Regions from separate parts of the Homo sapiens genome. Here region 2 is linked to region 1. Evidence: chromatin loops called from intact Hi-C (ENCODE). Cell type or tissue: heart left ventricle. All regions are shown on one strand. Links, peaks and the distances in the headings refer to the core of each region. The heading gives the core; the rest is flanking DNA.

What was found. Peaks named below come from ENCODE experiments on the same cell type or tissue, not always from the same donor. Only the 100,000 strongest peaks of a DNase experiment are listed, where the experiment ranks them.
Region 2: it touches region 1 in a loop (3-fold over the local background); 11 of 110 quality-filtered maps call a loop at or near these places.

The regions. Positions count from the first base shown.
Region 1 is chr3:81,750,130-81,758,129 of GRCh38, reverse strand. The region is part of intron 1 of GBE1 (1,4-alpha-glucan branching enzyme 1); the gene reads left to right. LOC124909490 (a long non-coding RNA gene) reads left to right here and starts at 4,306. Exons shown (of 2, transcript XR_007096259.1): 1 at 4,306-4,931; 2 at 6,658-7,964. In heart left ventricle, for the core only: no CTCF peak of the experiment used is centred there; no DNase peak of the experiment used is centred there.
Region 2 is chr3:82,126,737-82,139,291 of GRCh38, reverse strand. All of the region lies in intron 1 of LINC02008 (long intergenic non-protein coding RNA 2008), which reads right to left. Among named protein-coding and RNA genes, the nearest start is that of LINC02008, 150 kb to the right of the region's middle. In heart left ventricle, for the core only: a CTCF peak has its summit at 6,092 (motif pointing right); a DNase peak (open chromatin) is centred at 6,101.

The DNA of each region.
Region 1 (8,000 bases), core at 1-8,000:
CTGCAACTGTGATTAATCTTTCTTTACTGAAACTGTTCTCAACCAGTTCACAGACAACTTCATGATAATTTAGGGATCCCTCTTTTCTTTATCTCTAGCATTGTACATGTTGGACTATTTCTTGGCTCTTTGAAGCCATAATCTTGCTTTTCTTTCATTTTCTCAGCCTCTTTTTGACCATTTAATGTAAGAGATTTTCAAGGTTCTTCCCTGGGATCATTTATGTATTTCTATTGTATATTTTCTCCCTAGACATTCTCATCCATCCCATGGATTCCATCTATCTACTGAGGCTGCCCACATCTGTCTCCACTCTAGATCTTTCTCCTTATCTTGGACTTATTTATATCTTCATTTTGATGTTTTATAAATACAAATCTCAACATGTATAAAACTGAACTTAACAGATTTTCATTCCAAACATGTTTGTCCCTGTCAACCCAATCGCAGTGTCTGGAATCTTCCTCTACCAGCTGCTCAAACCTAAAAGGTAACGAGTGATTTCTAATTACTCCCGTCTCCTCCTAGACCTTTGAGTCTAGTCAATTGTAGCCCCTAACTTTTAAGTATGTAGCATGCTGCCTTCCTACTGCTGCCATCCTAGTTCAGGTTGCTAGCATCTCTAGTATGGTTTACAGAAACAACCTCATAGCTGTTGTTCTTTTTTCAAATCTTCACTCCATTCTAACTTCTCCACTCCTCTTCATTCCAAACAGAGTAAGTAGAATGGATTTTGAAATAAACAAATCTGATCATGGTACTCCTCTGCTTAAACCCTTTCAACCATTCCTCATTTCTCTTGAGTTCTGTACAGCCTCCTTCCCATAACTTAGAAGATTCTGCATTATCTGGTCCCTGTTGACCTTTTCAGCCTCCCTCTCGGTACCATCTAACCAGAGGGCCATAAAGGGAGAGGGCAGCTTGGATCTCTGGGGACCATTCTGTAAAGGTACCAGAATACCAGTAAAATAAATTAGAAACATGATATCCATTTCCCACATGCATTCCTTTTTTCTTGAATATTGAAGATTTTCATTTCTTATTTTGTCCACACACAAGAAATTGGGGCATCTGGAAAAATCACTGAATAAAAGATAAGAAAGATGAAGAATTAGAAAAATTTTCTAATCTTTATCAGAAGAGTGACAGATTTAGCTTAGTAGGAGTGGGTTAAATAAGTGAATCTTTTCCTGTATTTAATATTTTCTTAATATAAAACAATTTCTCTACCCCATGAAAGAGAAACATTTAACAAATGTTTGAGTATCAGCTGGAAAGTGTGACATCATATTATCCTGTCTTGGATGCCACATGTTTTGGTTTAGCCCTCAGTGAAGCTGTGCTTTTGTACATGCTATTGCTTCTGCCTAAGCATTCTTTGCTTCTACCTTAGGATAGTTCCTATACATGTTTTGGGACACAGCTTAGAGATATATTATATGCCTTCTCTGACTTCGCCCTGTCTCAAAGCTTCTTCTGGGCTGGTTGAGGGGTCCCTCTTCTTTTCTGCCACCTTGGACCACTATCCTATGCATGCTCATCCACTGTAATACAGTTGTCTTTCTACTCTTTGTATCCCCCACTAGATTGTTTGCTCTCATAAGTGGGTACTATGTCTATATTATTTATTCACTGTTGTATTCCTCAGTCTGTAGAACTGGACCTGCCTCACAGTAAATACTTAGTGTAATACTTGAATGAGCCAGTGGCTGAGTGAATATCTTCTGACTTCATTTTTCCTTTGTGCCATACCAGTGAGTCTATGGTCAATTCACCTGGAGCTAAAAATGTCTGGATTACTAGGGTAGATGAACAGGGAACAGGAGTAGTTACTAGAGGTTTCATGTGACAATCTGGGTAAGGGGAATATATGCTCAATTAAAGAGCTAAAGATGACCAGAATAAATCAAGAAAATAGCTTCTTAATTAGATACTTTCATACTCATCAGAGACTAAAAGTTTGATCTCTGAAGGAATAGTCAGTTTGAGAGAATCTGATGTCAAGTTGTAGCTGTGTGTCCAAGAATGGGAGAAGGGGTTTTATGATAAATATTATATGTTAAGTATTACAATTACAGTGAAGAGCTCTACTTGGTTAGAAATAAAATAATTTTCACATTGGTATCTATTAAAATTAGAAAGTAATTTGGATTTGGTACGTTAGCAACCACTCCAAGAAATTAAAAAAAAATTGTATTGAGGTAAAATGTACATATATAATTCACCATTTTTACCATTTTTAACCACAGTTCAGTGGTAATAAATAAATTTATATATATTTTCCTCCTTTATCTTCCTTCCCCACTGTCCTTCCCAGCCTCTGGTAACCTCCAATCTACTTTCTGTCTTCCTGAGAAACACTTTTTTAGCTTCTGCATATGAGTGAGAGCATGTGATATTTGCCTTTCTGTACTTGGCTTATCTCACTTAACATAATGGTCTCCAGTTCCATCCATGTTGCTGCAATGATAGGATTTCATTAATTTTTATGGTTGAATAATATTCCATTGTGTATATATACTGTAGTTTCTTTATCCATTCATCCGTTGATAAGCACTTAGGTTAATTCCATATTTTAGCTATTGTGAATAGGGCTGCAATAAACATGGGAGTGCAGATATCTTTTCAACATACTGATTTTATTTCTTTTGGATATATACCCAGTAGTAGCATTGGTGGATTATATCATAGTCATATATTAACTTATTTGAGGAACTTCTATACTGTTTTTTTTTCCAAGTGGCTATGGTAATTTACATTCCCACCAACAGTGTATGAGTGTTCCCTTTCTGCACATCCTAACCAGCATCTGTTACTGCCCATGTTTTTGATACAAGCTATTTTAACTGTAGTGAGATGATATTGCATTGTGGTTTTGATTTGCATTTCTGTGATGATTAGTGATATTGAGCATTTTTTTCATACACCTGTCGGCCATTTATATGTTTTCTTTTGAGAAATGTCTGTTCAGATCTTTCGCCCATTTTAAAGTCAGATTTTTTTGCTATCTGATTATTTGAGTTCTTTGTACATTATGGTTATTAATCTCTTATCTGATAGTTTGCAGATATTTTCTCCTATTCTATGGGTTGTCTGTTTACTTTGTTGATTGTTTCCTTTGCTGTGCAGAAGCTTTTTAGCTTGATTTATACTCTGATGTCTATTTTTGCTTTGATAGCCTATGTTAAGGTCTTACACAAGAAATCTTTATGTGAGAGACCAGTGCCCTGGAGCATTTTCCCAGTGTTTTCTGCTACAATTTTCATAGTTTCAGGTCTTAGACTAAAGTTTTTAATCCATTTGATTTGATTTTTGTGTATGATGAGATATTAGGGGTCTAGTTTCATTCTTCATCATATAGTTATCCAGTTTTCCCAGCACCATTTATTGAATAGACTGTCCTTTCCCCATTTTAAGTTCTTGGCACCTTTGTTGAAGATGAGTTGGTGGCAAATGTGTGTATTTAGATCTGAGTTCTCCATTCTGTTCCATTAGTCTATGTGTCTGTTTTTATGCCAGTACCATGCTGTTTTGGTTTCTATAGCTTTGTAATACATTTTAAAGCCAGGTAGTATGATGCCTCCAGCTTTTTTCTTTCTTCCTTTTTTTTTTTTTGCTAAGATTTATTTGGCTATTTGGGGTCTTTTGTGGTTTCATTTAAACTTTAGGATTTATTTTTATATTTCTGTGAAGAATATGATAATCAGCGTTTTGATAGGGATTGCATTGAGTCTGTAATTGCTTGGCTAGTATTGTCATTTTAACAATATTAATCCTTCTAATCCGTAAACATGGAATACCTTCCCATTTTTTGGTGTCCTCTTGTATTTCTTTCATCAGAGTTTTATTGTTTTCCTTGTATAGATCTTTCACTTCTTTGGTTATATTGATTCCTAGGTATTTTGTATTCGTTGTAGGTATTGTAAATGGGATTGCTTTCTGGATTTATCTTTCAGATGGTTCTCTGTTGGCATATATAAATCATACAGATTTTTATATTTCGATTTTGTATTCTGCAACTTCACTGAATTTGTTTACCACTTCTAACAGCTTTTGGGTGGAGTCTTTATGTTTTTGTAGGTATATAATCATGTTGTCTGCAAACAAGGCTAATTTGGCTTCTTCCTTTACAGTTTTGATGCCCTTTAGCTGTATCTCTTGCCTAATTGCTCTGGCCAACCACACCAAAAATTGGTTCCCACAGCGCAGAAGTTTTATATCACAGTGGAATGGGGTACTTTTTTCTCAGTGCCTGGCCAAGTTGTGGGCTCTGAAGGAAGTCAGATGTCAGTGACTGTAGAAGGCAGTGAAGAATCTGAAGATGACAAGATGTACATGACCTGCTCTTCTGCACTACTAGATTCATTTGCCCTTTGCAGCTGAGATCTTTACTAACTCCAGTCATTCCTGAATTCTCTACAGTGATGGTCAACAGGCTCTGACCTCTTCTCATTTTCAAAGTGCCTTCAAATGACTTCGTGGAGCATCTTGGTTTAGTTTAGGCTCTGGCACCTGCTGCACCACCTCCTGAGAAATGACTGTGTGTGTTGTAACTTACAGGATTCCTTTCAGCTCTCATCAAACTGGGCCTTGGTCAGCTAGTGAGGTGATAATATTGTCTCTGTGAAATATGCTATAGTTTTAGACTGATAAGTATATCATACTGCTGTTATTTGAAAGCACATATTAAACTTTGATTATACATTTATAGGTATTAAAGGAAAATATGAAAGTGTATTCTTTGGAGAAAATTGCTACTACCAGGTACCTTTCATTGTAAAGTGAGCTGATTTTCTTCTTATGGCAATATGAGCTCATCAGTTTATGTTCACCACTGTTTTGAATCCAGGGCTCCTTTGTGTTTAATATCCAGAAGAATCCCCATTGTGTTTTGTGTTTAGGGCAACAGGAACCCGGTACCTTGACAAAAGGTAAGACTCTATGTTAAACACATGATTATGTAGAGTTTTAAAATATGTTATACATCTTACATTCATTGATTTATTATACAATTAAATTTTAGCTCTTATAACTATTAAATAGCTTTGAGTCCTAGGGAAAATTAATCAACCTCTGTGAACTTATTTCTTCATCCATAAAAGTTGGATAGAATCCACTTTGTAGGGTGTCTTGAGGACTAAGAATACATGTGAAGATGCTCAGTAAACAAATAATAGTTTGATGATAATATTATTAGCAAACTAATATATCAAGTTAAATATTTACTAGGATATTACTTTCAGAAGATTTTACTGTTTGCTTCTTTAACACTGTATTCTGAAATCAATCATCAGATAAATACCATGACCAGAAATTCCCCACAACTCTTTGTTTTGCTAGTTAACTGTGCCTTACTTTAGGGGGTTCCTTCTTTTTTTTTGTTAGTAGGAGTGATTGTGTGAATGAGGTGAGGCAGGTGGTAATTTTAATCATAATCTAATAGAGAAGGAAAGGAATATGTTTAAACTTTGATCCTTAATTTAGAGAGGAAATGATAAAGAAATTGCCAGTTTACTATAAGCTGAAGGCAAGATGAGTCCTGGGATATAATGAGCACAAAGCTCCTTTTATTGAGAGAGGTAAATGCTAGCCTGCAGAAATTCAAAATCACTGTTCTCTTGATCTTCCTTTTCTGTCTTTTTCTTTTCTTTCATCTGACTGCTAAGTGTTCATATTCTTGGGCATCAAACAGCTGCAGGGATTTTCTTCCTCCTGAACTGTAGATGGTTAGAGGAATGGTCATACTGAGTTTACTAATAGCAGGAGTAACTTTGAAAATAAGACTAATGTAGAAGAAGAAAAAATATATAATAGCAGCATAAAAGTTTGAAAATGAAATAATTATTCTAGTGGAGTCTGAACATATGATATGTGCATATTAATTAGAAAAAGTTATAAATCCAATATTCTGCCTTCTCTTTTTTTTCCTCTCTTGCTTTTTGATATTTGATGGCTGCAGTTATTTTCAATGGGTTTGATTTTGCCATAAGATGCATAAAACAAATGAATAGAATATTCATATGTATTTTAGTAGATCCATTGAATGATTAATTTTAATGAGACACAATCTCTGGGTTTATACACTAGTTCTACAACCCAAAATATGATAATCAGAAACCAAATATACAAATGTATTTCTTGCATAAAGTTGAAGTTTTCCAAATACCCAGCAAAAAGAATTAACTGTTTGTTTTACCGGTGATATCACATGATACTCAGTGTCATCAATCTGTTTTCATTTCCATTAATAACACCTAGCCACAGGTTATATTTAATTATGAATAACTGCACAATACAGATATACACACCAGTACAGAAACATGATAAAATTGGTTATGCATTTAGGTTCATGTCATAGAAAACCCAGCACACTTTCAATTAACAGAATATCCCACAAGCAATGAATTATAGAAATAGAGGCTTGTGAAGAAAAGCGAAGGTCAGTGGTTTGGGCTTTAGCTTAAATACATCCTTCTTTATCTTCTGCTATATTATCCTTAGCATATGGTCTCCTTTCTTATGCTTAGAGGTTGATTGGGCACAGCTTGGCACCACATCCATGTTTCTAGCTGGAACACGTGCTAGCTTACTATGTCTTTTTTAGTGAAGCATATGTTAGCTTTCTTGTAAACTTCAACTGGTTCTTCCCATTTACAGGTTATTGATCAGAATTGTCCCATGGTCATCCTTAGCTGAAAGTGAGCCTGGATCATCAAGGCTTTCAGTGGCACACACATCTTCCTGAAATGTATCCTTTTGTCTCATCCATCACAACTTCCCAGGGCTCTTTTCCTTTCTCCAAAGAGGAAACTACATCTGGCAGAAGATGAAAAGCCCAGTGAGATCATGCTGTAGTCCTCTAAAATCACATCTATGCACAAATCATTCTGTGCAGGATCCAGGCATTCTACTGTTCCTGAGAGGAGTCTATAGTAACACCCCTCAGTATTACCAGCCGCTGGTTATGGATTTTACTTTGCTAGACCTGATCTTTGTTTTTCTGGGTTCTTTTTTTTTGGCGGAGGGCCGGGGGTATACAGAGACTTTTCACTGCTCTGTCTTAAGGTGATTCAGTCACTTCAGCTACTTGGCCCTAGCTCCACTATCTTCTTTTTTTAATTTCATGAATATTCTTAGAAAATATAAGAATGTTGCCAGGCGCAGTGGCTGACGCCTGTAATCCCAGCACTTTTGGAGGCTGAGGTGGGCAGATCACGAGGTCAGGAGTTTGAGATCAGCCTGGCCAATATGGTGAAACCTGCCTCTACTAAAAATACAAAAATTAGCCGGGCGTGGTGGCACGCACCTATAGTCCCAGCTACTTAGGAGGCTGAGGAAGAAGAATCGCTTGGACCGGGGAGGAGGAGGTTGCAGTGAGCCAAGATCGCGCCACTGTATTCCAGCCTGGGCGACAGAGCCAAAAAAAAAAAAATACATATATATATATATATATACGTATATATATATATACATATATATATATACATATATATATATACGTATATATATATACATATATATATATACACATATATATATACGTATATATATACGTATATATATATACATATATATATACATATATATATACGTATATATATATATGAATGTTTTGAGATGAAATTGGTTTCTTAATTACTAATAATTTTTTCATCTTATCTTGGGCTCATGAAAAAATGGTCAGTTTTCAGTTATTTGGAGAATAGAAAATTTGTGTGATTAAAAAGAAAAGGAGAACAAAATTAAAAATGTCCATTAATTTATGCTAAGTCTTTAAAGCATGAATTATTTTTTTACGTAACTACACACAAGCTTATGAGGCTTTAACATTGTACCTTTCCGTGCTGTTCTTTTTAAAGCTTAAGATGTGTAACTATCAGTCTTCATGGTTGTCATTTTTGTGCTTTTTATTATTATTTTGTCTCAGCTTTTCTCTTTCTGCATTAAAATACTCTGACACTTTTGTTTACCTGTTTGCTTTTTGCCTACACCTTGGAGTC
Region 2 (12,555 bases), core at 2,027-10,026, 380 kb before region 1:
CTCCACTGAGCTGTTTAACATTTAAGCCATGTACAGATGGCAAAGCTAAAAGGGCACACTTAACACACGCCCTCTGGGGCTCCAGGGGTCATGGCAACCCCTAGACGCTGCCACGGGCCCACAAAAAGTTCTGCTCTTGCCAGTTGCCCTGAAGCTCTCATCCTGGCCTCTGCACCCACTCACCTATGTGCTCCCCTCCCTCAAGGGGTTGAAAGCTGTGAGCTGAGTAAATGAGCCAACCTTTTGCAAGTCCCTGAAGGGGTCAAGGGAACTATATCCCATTTCAATATGAGGCAAGTTATCCAATCATTGCATACTAATTGCAAAGAGATCTCTCATATGAATTTCTTCTGATTATCAATCTTTCAAAATATATTGAGATTTAAGGGATAATCACATCAAAAGAAACGACAAGTCATAGTCCTGCCTCAAAAAAATTTCTTTACTAGAGGAGAAACAGAAAAATGCAATTAAATGCATGTTAACGTCTTTATATAAAAATCACACACAATCAAATGACATTTATTCACATCACAGCTAAAGCTGGGGTGATTCAGATAATGGGACCCAAATGAGGTTAGTGATCAAGTTTTATTAGTGGTGATTCTTCAATAAGTTTGCTTGTAGAAGTTAAACACACGATGTTTACTGACTCAGAATTCCCACGCAGCAAATCTGATTATATTTATTAAGCATTATCTATGAAACAAAACTTTTTTATGCACTAGGTTAAAAAAATAGTAAGAAAATTTGTTTGTATTTTTAAAGGAAAACAAACATTTTTTTTTGTGATCTGTAAGGGAAAGAAAAGTATTTACATGTTAAGGAAGTAAATTAAATGGGATGTTATTGCCGTGAAGAATTGCTGGACAGTTCAAGTCAATTGAGATTAATAGTAATATTTGTATTTGTATAATTATTTACATATAACAATTATCTTTCTTAGAGTTGTCCTTAAATAGTTTTGGGGGTTAAATTTTTACTATCTCCATTTTATTGATCATGAAAGTGAGACTCAGAATATTCAAAGGATACTGGAAAATGGAAGAGTCTGAATTCAGGTTTCCTGAATCCTGATTTTGCTCTATTTCTGCATATATGCCCTGGCCGTGAGAAGAGCCTGGAAATACATCTAATTTGATCCAGCAATTAAATGAACTCTTAAAAACCAGAGGGCCCAATGGAAATCTATTAGTGCATATAATTAGTCAAGCAGCCAAATAGCTTTCTTCTCCCTTGGGGATCCCTCATGCTGTCTGATTGTTTCAAATTCTGCTGATATGTCATTGTATGCCATTTTATATGGTCCTTTTGTTTCTTCGTTTTTTGTTAGATGATTGAAACTCACTGACAAAATTAGACATAACCAAGTGGGTCATACTGTGAGTTTTTACCTTAAAAAGTATCCCTTTTCTGTTAATGGAAAAAACAAAGCCCTGGTTTTCAAAATATTTTCTTGCTGCAATGGAAATGCAAAGTTGATTTAGTATGCCCATGAGTTTCTATGTGACATCCTGATACTCTGATGAGAAAAAAAAAAATCTAAAACTATTCATCACTACAGCAGTAGTGTGGAATTCTTTTCCTACCACCATCCATTGTCAAAGGAGTTAACTGACCTAAGCTCACCATGTCTAAGTGCATTTTATTTTGGCATCAGCCAAAACACTGGCATATTCTCCTTGAAAAAGACTATGCATTGTATCTGGGAGGAATCAGGAAACAGTAATGAGTTATTGCTGGTTATCTCTTTTTTTTTTTTAATTTAGTCCCATGTTAAAAGAGAACTTTAACTGCTATTTATGAGCTTCATGCCCTAGATTACAAGACTTTGGCAGAAGGTGGAATTATAACATCAAAGTCTACCGAACCTATTCTGGTTTATTTTCATGTGTTTATTTGTAATTCATACCTCATTACAAAATAAGCAATTCAGGACAAATGCTGCAGAAGTGAACATAACAGGTGTTCACTGGATTGTACCAGGCAAACCAGAAGGTATGTTTCATTCTGACCACGTACCACACTATCACAGCACCCTTGGTAAGCGGCAATACCTCAGAAAAACATAGTTGCATAGTGTGCCTAAGGAGACTGGGTGCTAGGGTTCCTATCTTGTCATATAATCCTGGGAACAATACTGGGCCTATTATTTGTTTAATAATAGGTTAGGAAGCCTAACTCATTTAATAATGAGTTAGGGAGCCTATTTACTTATTTAATGTATTTATTTGTAGCAGCTTAAAGAAAAACATATTTTATAAATTAGTAGAAAACTATAAAATTTAAATGATGACACCAGGTGCAGTGGCTCACACGATCCCAGTACTTTGGGAGGCCAAGAAGGGAGGATGTCTTGAAGCCAGGAGTTTAAGACCAGCCTGGACAACATGATGAGACTCCATCTCTACACAAAATTTGTAAAAATTAGCCAGTGCAGTGGCACACACCTGTAATCCCGGAGACTCAGGAGGCTGAGGCGGAAGGATCCCTTGAGCCCAGGGTTCCAGGCTGCAATGAGCTATGATTGTGCCACTATACTCCAGGCTGGGTGACAGAGCCATCTCATTAAAAAAAATAAAATAAACCTACAAATCAATTTTTTCCACCATAATATAAAATTCCCTGGATGAGATAAGAAAAATAAGTGGGTTTTTTCTCGCTGAAACTCTCTATAAACTTTGGTTGGTGACTACTGAGAATATTTCTGCATAGACAAGTTCTTAATTCAGCTGTATTGCTGTAGGTGTGAATTTCAAAAAAAAAAAAAAACAAAAACAGAATCTTGGCCAATTTGAATAGTCACATATTGGTCTAGTTTTCTCTAACAGAAATCTATCATACCTTATGCATTGCTTAAATTAAGAAAGACGACTTTTCAACATGCACATGCATTTTATTTACTCACTCATACTCTATCTGCCTTGTTCCATAAAATATGTGAGACAACCACATGCACACATGTAATTTTCATAAAATTTAGTGTATCATCAGGTTTGTGAAGCAGATTAGACAGCACTAAAAACCTGCCTATTTAATTTCTTCTTCTTTTGTTGTCAATAGAGACAGGGTCTCTCTATGTTGACCAGGTTGGCCTTGAACTCCTGGCCTCAAGCAATCTTCCTGCCTCAGCCTCCCAAAGTGCTAGGATTATAGCCATGAGCCACCACACCCAACCCTATTACTTTAATTTCTTATGCAAGTACACTAAGAGAGATGATAGTTGCTTATTCAGAATTGGGACTTGAGAACAGAAAGTAAAGTCTAGAATCTAGCCCATATTGTCAATATCTTCATTCCATTATTGACTAAACAGTGTATGTTAATCTTAACACAAACTATAAAATATATTCAGTTTTATCAGTTCCCTGACACCATATCCAAATAATTTTAATGTAATTAGGAAAAAACTGAATTATTGAGCCAGTATGAACACATAGCCATTTAGATTAATTCTTGTTCTACTAAAAAAATGAGATAGAAATGTCCACACCAGTTTCATTTCCTTTAGCCTTGTAAGAGAACCAGTATTTTTATAGAATGGGATATTTATGGGGTTGAATTGTATCCCTCTAAAAAAGATATGTTGGTAAATTCCAGCACCTTAGAATGTGACCTTAATTGGAAATACCATCATTGCAGATGTAATTAGTTAAGATGATGTCCCACTGTAGTAGGGTTAACCCTTTAATCAATATAAAGTATCCCTATAAAAGGAAACAGAGACAGAGAGAGTGTGACCATGTGGAGATAGGAAGAGACTGGAGTTATGGGGCCACAAGCCAAGGAAAATCTAGGCTACCAGAAGATAGAAGACGCAAGGAAGCATTCTTCCACAGAAGTTCCAAAGTGAGCATGGCTCTGCCTACACCTTGATTTCTGACTTTTAGCACCCAGAATTGTGGAAGAATGGATTTCTGTTGTTTTAAGCAACCCAGTTTGTAGTAATTTGTTACAGCAGCCCTCAAAAACTAAGATGAGAATGAAGAATTTTCAAAATAAAAAATATTTATAAGTAACAAAAATACATATTAAATTTTAATTTTAAATGTCCATTTTTATACATCTTTTATTTTTATTGGAAGTTTATAATTTCAAAAGCCTTTTGTTGTAGATATTTCAAGACGGTGATAGCAGAATTACGTCTTCAGAGAGTAAAATTGATTAGTATATTCAACTGAATTTATCTCATGCTTTTATAGATTGTATAAAAGCATTTATAGATTTATAAATTTATTTATGTATTTATAGATAGATTGTATCTCATGCTTTTATAGATAGATTTCCCTTCATGAATTCACTCAATTTTCAACATTTCTCCCATCCATATCAGAGATTATTCCCTTATGTTCAGTTGTGTTGATTAACTTCTATTTTTAAAATATTCTTTGCTTTCTTACTGATTATATAAGACAATTTTAAGAAGTTTTGCCCTTGAGAAACTTTTTTCTAAAATTGCATATGCCTTAATTTGTGGATATTTATGTTTATTTATGTATGAATACTGAACAGAAATATGTATTTGTATGTAAATGGTCAATCATATCTATTTGACTTTAAATTTGACCAAAGTTTATTATTGAAATTTAAAATGAAATTGTATGACATATATGTCTCTCTTTGTATTTATCTTTGAAGTAAACTTTGAATTAAAATTTACACAGTATTTGGCCAAGATGGAAAGGAGCTCCATTCTGTGATTATTTCTTTCATTTAATTAAGTGGGCATGAAGCCTTTAGGAAAAAAAAAAAATGCATGTGCATCCAGAACCCTGGCTCTCATTAGAGAAACTAACAGCAGAGCTCTTGAAATGCACCTGAGCCACATGTGTCGCCTTGGACAGCAAACTCTTTTTTTAAAATAATTACAGAATTAATTCCTAACCAAACAATAGATATCTGGCCATCATGAACAAACATTTCAAGGAATTACAGTAATGAAGAAATTATCCAGTATTTGGTCTTGTGTGTGGCTAGTATCTCATCTTGATATTATATGGGAAGGTGGTAGCTGATACATGCAGGAAAATTTAAAAAAACAAATCAACACTGACACCCACATTTTTGACTTATTGCTCTAAAAGTTATTCCAAATTTAGGTAATTTTTTGTCAATCTTTTCAGAGCAGTGACAGAAGATTGAAGTCTGCAGCCTTTTTTGGGGACTTTACATATTCTTTGCTGAGAACATATTGCTTGTGTGGTAGACAGAATGATAGCCCCCTCAAAGACATTCACAGCCTCATCACAGGAACATGTGACTGTGTTATCTTACAGGGCATTTTCACAGATGTGATTAATAAGGACCATGGCATGACGAGATTGTCCTGGATTACTCAGGTGTGTCCTTAAAATGAGTCCTTAAAATTAGATTATCTTTTTAAGGTGTGGTCAGAAAGAGGGAGATGTAACTATGAAAGAATGGCCAGAGAGATGCAACCTTGCTAGCTTTGAAGCTGGAGGAAGGGAACCATGAGCCAAGAAATGCAAGAAGTCTCTAGAAGCTGGAAAAGGCAAGAGAATTATTTTTCTCCTAGAGTCTCTGGGAAGTAACACAGCCCCATTGACACCTTGATTTTAGCCCATGTCAGATCTTCCAACCTATAAAACTGTAAAAGAATACATCTATGTTTTAAGCCACTAAATTTGTGGTAATTTGTTACAACAGTTATAGTAAACCAACGTACCTTTGTGTTATACTTTATTTTTAAATACCTTTTTATTCTTTAGATAGTCTACATAAATTTTAATCACTTACTATCTATTTTGCTGAAGTTAGGGTCGTAGTGACTAGTGTGTACTTGATGAAAATATTATTTTGAGTTCATCCTCCAAAACCTAGTAGGATATAAAAATATTTGGCTATAAAATAGAACAATTGTAAATTATGCACGTAACACTTAATTATGGTGGCAAACACTGCTGGCTCCCAATCGCTTAAAAGCTGAGTTTTAGCCCTTTGAAAAACTCCATTTTAGTGAAGCTGCAAAATATTTTTTTTTTTACTGGGATAATTTCTAAGAAATAAGATACAGTGGCACTGACTGCATTCTGAATTGCTCCTTGGTAACATGGGACTCTATTACACTAAGTGTCCAGCAGGGGCCGCAGTGTGGAACTTTTCCCACCATCCAAACCAGATGAAGTTGGCTGAACCTAAACCTGCTCACGTGTGAGTACATTTCATTTTATCATGGGCAAGCACTTAACATACTGTAGTTCAAAGAGAAATAAAAATTATGTTGTGTATGAGAGGGGTCAGAAAAATAGAATTGGGTGTTGTAAGGTCATCTTTTTTATTTCCCCATATGTTAAGAGAAAATCCTGATCTCAGCATATATTTTACATACTAGTAGGCAAAATCATGGCAGAAGCTGGAAGTAGACAGTGGAGTTCCACCAAACCCATCCTGATTCATTTTAATGCAACCATTAATTGTATTACTTGTATTCCATCCATTATTACAAAAGTGTATATTTCAGGTTCAAATGCTAAACAGAACAGGACACTAGCACAAGATTGTCCTAACCAAACCTGGATTTGTGGTTTGCTCTGACCATGAGCCACTCTACTGCAGAGCCATTTTCAAATGGGAATCCTCAGAAAGGAATAGCTGCATGCTGTGCCCAGGAAGGCTGTGTGCTTCCTACAGTAGAGTGCTGGTAAATGTTTAACAACCAGCTCTCAGGGTAGAGGAGTGAGGTTGGGAAATACGACTTGTAGCATTTGTTAATTTCTGGGTGTAAATATTTCTACCATGAACAATTTCAAGCTACCAAATTAAAGTCACTGAATGTGGAATTGGAAAGAGATGCTCACAATCATTCCTAACAAGCTGGTAGGCGCTGACTCCAGTGCACCACTAGCTGTCTCTAGCTGTGTTCTGGGATTCACACACACAAGGCATGTAGGCAGAGCCATGCATAGCTGGATTCTAAGGATACCAGAAGTGACTATCGTAGACTAGAACTGAGAAGTTCTTCCTTTTTCTCTTGGCATTAACTATAAGTCACAGATTCTAACATGAAGGAGTGGGGAGCTGTTGGGGAACTTTGGAAGTTTATTCAGTTAAAGATTAAAATACTGCATTGTTTTAATGTTATTATAAATTCCTTTAAAAAGTGCAAAATTAGAGATTCACTTACTGGTTTTGTAATTATGCGAATTCAAATTTGGGGAGAGCATAATTTATTAAGGACAAAAAAATCTGGCTAAACAAAGGAACTCAGGATGTGGAAATGAACTTAGAAGGTGTCGAAGGTTCTCTCTCTGCTGTCTAGCATCAATCATTTTAGAATGTTTGAACATTTGAACAACCACTTTGTAATTCATTCTAGTTTTCTTGCAATGGCATTAAATGTTTTTATAAAGTGAGTGTTTTAGTCCATTCCCACACTGCTATAAAGAAATACCTGAAAGTGGTTAACTTATAAAGATTAGAGGTTTAATTAGCTGACAGTTCCACAGAATGTACAGTAAGCACGGCTGGGGGAACCTCAAGAAAGTCACAATTATGGCAGAAGGCAAAGGGGAAGCAGGCACATCTTACATGTCCTGAGCCAGAGGAAAAGAGGTGGCAGGAGGTGCCACACATTTTTAAACAACCACATTTCATGAGAACTCACTATCACGAGACCAGGAAGGGGGAATCTGCCCCCATGATCCAGTCACCTCCCACCAGGCCCCTCATCCAACATTAGGTATTACAACTTGAAATAAGATTTGGGCAGGGACATAAATCTAAACCACATCATTGGGACTTCTAAATTTTAGTTGTGTTTTCTTCAGGGTCAACTGGTGAAACTTTCTCCAATTATTCAATAAGTGGATCACCAATAATCTCCAGTTTTGAAGCTTTTAGCAAACTGTAATGATTGAACAAAAGCTTACAAGGAGAAAGCCATTAAAATGTATTCCACAAAAGCAAAGGAGGAACTGAACACATTAAGAGAATACAAATAGTGAAAACAATTTAATTTTTAAAATTTTGTTTTGTGATTTGTGATATACCAATTCATGAAAATGATTTTTTGATGGAGTTGCTATTTTTTAATTTGAAAATTTACATGCTGAAAAAAGTGGAATAAAATTCAGATTGCCTAAGATATTATAGATGTGAATTTAACAAAACATTTAGATGAATTACAAACAGTGGAAACTTAATATGACACATCCTATCTTTAAAAAATATACTTTGAAAGAAAAGGCTTTTGAATGGAGGCAGAAAGACAGCCTGTGAAAATATTTGTTCTGAAAAATTATAAATTCCAAAATGGAAAGAATTAGAATTGGTAATAGCCTCCATTTAGCAGAACTCTCTCTAAACTTGCATGTACTTCAGTACCTGTAGAAAGAGTATTTCTTCAGTTGAATGAATTACAGTACATAGAAAGGTCACTTGAATTTATGACTACAGGAGATCTTATAAGGAATTAATAATAAGTCAGTTAAAATGTATTTTCAGAAAAATGCCAGTTACTCAGGATTAGAGATAGAAATGGATTTAAGTGTATGAGTATATAACAAGAACAACTATTCTGCATACTTTAATTTTTTATATGAAGACAATCAATATAAGAATATTTTAAGTTGACTTTAATATACATGATATATATTATTTTTAATTTTTAGAAAGATTTTTAGATATGAAAAAAATTACTGAATGACACTATTTGAGGGGCCAAACAATATTACAAAGCCAGTTGGTTACTCCATTAATAAATGTTTCAAACCATGAATTAATTTTAATTATGTTTTTGTATCAGGTTTAACTCATAAAATTGTCCCAGTTCAAAAGACATATCATGGTTTTTTGCTACTCTAAGACACACAGACCTCTATTACCCTACGGTCTAGGATGAGCTCCCTTCCCTCCTTCTCAAAGTCACTCCTCAGTTTGCCAGAAGCTCCTTTTTTACAGGGATACAGACCTATCAACTACCACCAGTTCAAGTCACTAGCATGAGCTCACCAGTGAGGTCAGAATTTAGGAAATGGTAGAAAAAAACTATTGACTTCAGGCAGCTTCTGCTTTTTAGCTATCAGTGAGCACAACATTGTGCACTGGTTTAAAAAGAGGAAGGAGAAAATGCAGGGTGTTGTGTAAACTGACAACTTATACGACACATTACTTATCTCTAGCCGTAAAATAATCCCTCATTTTCTTTATAGTCTTTCTTTTTCCATAGTTCTGTCTTTCCTTTTACTTCAGCAACCTTTCCCTTCGTCACTTTGAGCTGCTTGGGAGGTACCCAGCCTGGAATCATAATTCTAGTCTAAGAAATGCTATTTTCAATTAGTCATCTTTCCCCTGCTTTTCCTCAGAAAGAATTGTTTGTGTGATATTTAAGTTAAAATAGAAGCTGGAGAAGGTCTGCTATAAAAAGAAGGGGCTTATGATGTCCCAGTAGAACTGCAGAGCTGATGTGAATAACGACAATTGTTGGTTTCAAGGGGGTGCCTTGCTGACTTAGGGTAGAGTGATCAGATCGCCTTTATTAAAATGCAGACACACTCAAACTGATTGACAGTAAATCCTTATAGAAGAAAAGCATCCTGTCCGCATAAGATCATTACAAAATCCATCAGCAACATTCTGCTTATCCTCTATTATAGCAGATCTTATGCACTGTAATATTTGTGTATATGCCTGCTTTTCCCACTAGACTGAGCTGTTCAAGAACTGGGATCTTATCTTATTAATCTCTGTATCCCCAGGGCCTAGTATAGTCTGGGCACAAAATAGGCACTCAATGAATAATTGCTGAATGAAGGAATCATGAATTCAATCATGTCTACAAATTCTTAAGTCACAAATCCTGCAGATGCTTGAAGAATGTAATGAATTATTTGCATCGGTGTTACATGGTCTGTTTGTTGCAAGTCATCTGCCATGGGGAAGCTTCTCTTTGTCTCATTAGCATCATCTCAGCATTATCAAACCATGTTCATGAAACTTGCACCTATTTTTAGGATGACTAGGACCTTATCCTATAAGATTTAAACATTTCTTCATTAGTTTTCCCTCACTTTCAGCAATTCTATAACCCAAATTGCAATGTGATTTCAAATACGAAAGCTTGATGAAAGGAAAATATTTAACTTTCACAGTTGCAAGATGTTTTCAAGATCAATCGCCTGGTATAATCCCCTCAATTAACAAATGAATCAACTCTTACCCAGAAAAACTTAATTCATCCAAGTTCAGAGGATTGGTTAGTAGTAAGGCCAAGAAAAAAACCAATCTTCCTAACCTTTATTTTTTCCATGATATTAACTGAAGTTGGAAAAAGCAAAATAAAGAGAAACACAAATTAAAAGTAATGAAGAAGCAACTAAAATAAGAAAATGAACAAGGAGAAAAATATGTTTATGCAACAGATTTACTTTTTAAAATTTTGGTGCAAAACTCCTTTAAAGTTATTTACATTAAATGAATCCTGGTGATTTGAAGGAATCCTGTCTAGGTCAGCTTCTCCAGACAATAGACTGAGCATCTGAGATCTGCATGCAGGAAGTGTATTGGGGGGTGCTCCCAGAACAACATCTGTCAGTGTTTGAGGGGACTCAGGTTGGGCATAGGAAGCAGTGGCAGTTGCAGCAAACACTCAGCCAATCCAATGGGGTGCTAGGGAGCTTTGGTGCCCCTTCAGAGTTGTCCCCAGTTAAAGCAAGGACACTAGGCTCTTTACTGCCACATCAACCAATCAGTGGACTCAAACTGAGGGCACGTTTTGGGGAAAGATTCATCTGTGGGTCTTCAGCAGCCAAGCTTCCTGGCAGCTGGGGTAATAAAAGTTTCAGTCCTAAAGAAGAATTTGGCAACGCAACACAGGGTTCACTACTGTCCACTCTTTGTGCCATTTGGATCTACTTACTTAAGGTAATAAATTCACTTCATCCGAGAACAGCTCCTCCAGGTTTCAAGCTTGTTTCTTTTTCTAACAAAACAGCTTCTGCTGCTATAGCTAGTCAGGAGGCCGCAGCTGATATTATTTTCCTCCTTTACTACTCATTCCAGATTCATTTCTGCTGACAAAAATGGCTTACTTCACGCCTGTAATCCCAGCACTTTGGGAGGCCAAGGCAGGCAGATCACCGGAGGACAGGAGTTTGAGCCCAGCCTGGCCAACGTTGCAAAACCCCGTCTCTACTAAAAGTAAAAAAAAAAAAAAAAAAAAAAAAATAGCCAGGCGTGGTGGCATGAGCCTGTAATCCCAGCTACTCAGGAGACTGAGGCAAGAGAATCGCTTGAACCTGGGAGTCTGAGGTTGCAGTGAGCTGAGATCGCACCACTGCACTCCAGCCTGGCAACAAAGCGAGACTTTGTCTCAAAAAAAAAGAGTGGCTTACTTAGTGACCTAGCCCCTCATCCCTGAGGTGAAAAAGTCTCTAGTCCTTTGCTTGCTCAGACAGTGGCTGACGCAGTTGTCCATTTGTTCTCACAATTGGACAAGAGATTACCAAGAGATTAACTACTGTATCTCCTGGATCTGAAATACATCCATCTCTACTGCACCCATTGTATAGCCACCAACTTTACGTCTCCTTGGTGATGTACATCAACTTCCCTACCAGGGGAGTATCTCTTTTCACGCTTGCTAGTCTCTTGGTAAAAGAACTCCAAAACCAGCAGGCAGCAGCCACAGCTTAAAGTATAATGGGACACTTGCCGCACAGCCTAGTGGAAGGATTCTCCCATTGAGAATCTGGACCTCTAGACCCACAAAGTCAAAAGTTGTGGGGATGAGAAACACAAATTCCTCAACTGGGTTATTGGGATAAGGTTAAATGATACCATTCCTTGATTCTGAGATGCATGAATCCTTTTTGAATAAGCAGCCAGGCTGCAAAAGTTTGCGTGGTACAGTTTATAAGACCAATGACCAAGTAGATATATGTCAACAGTCACACTCTGTGTGCCATAAAGTGTGTCCCTTGATTCAAAACAATGTTATAGAGAATTCTCTGTTGGTGAAACAAATAATCTATAAGCCCTTGAATAGTGGGGGTGAATATGGTCCTGTAGACAACATAAATCCACAAATATGGAGTATGTGTCAACAGAAGTCAAGATAAATTGCTCCCCTTTCTAGCATATTAAGGATTTGATGGAATCACTTTCCCACCAAATAGCTTGCTGGGCCCCTTGAGGAAAGGTCTCTGCATTGTGCACTGTTGCTGTCAGCTTGTACATTTGGGAGCAGCAGTAACTAGATCAGTTACTGAATAGGAACCCATCCTATTGATCCCATTCATGAACAATATATCTGCCACCCATGGTTATTCCATTTATGGTTCCATTTTACCAAAACTGGGTGACTGATGACAGAGCCTGGATGATCCCAACCAGCTTGTATTCTTGATTGCTTAGTGCTTCTTATGTGATGGATCATCCATGGGGAGAATTATCACGCATTACACATTTTGCTTTGTTTGTTGTTTTGCACTTCGTGCCCACTCCTATATGTCCATCTATATACCTTGTCCTCAAAAATATTTTTTCCAATCCTAAAATCATTCTCCTTCCAAACTCCTGATTAATTGTCTGACTCAT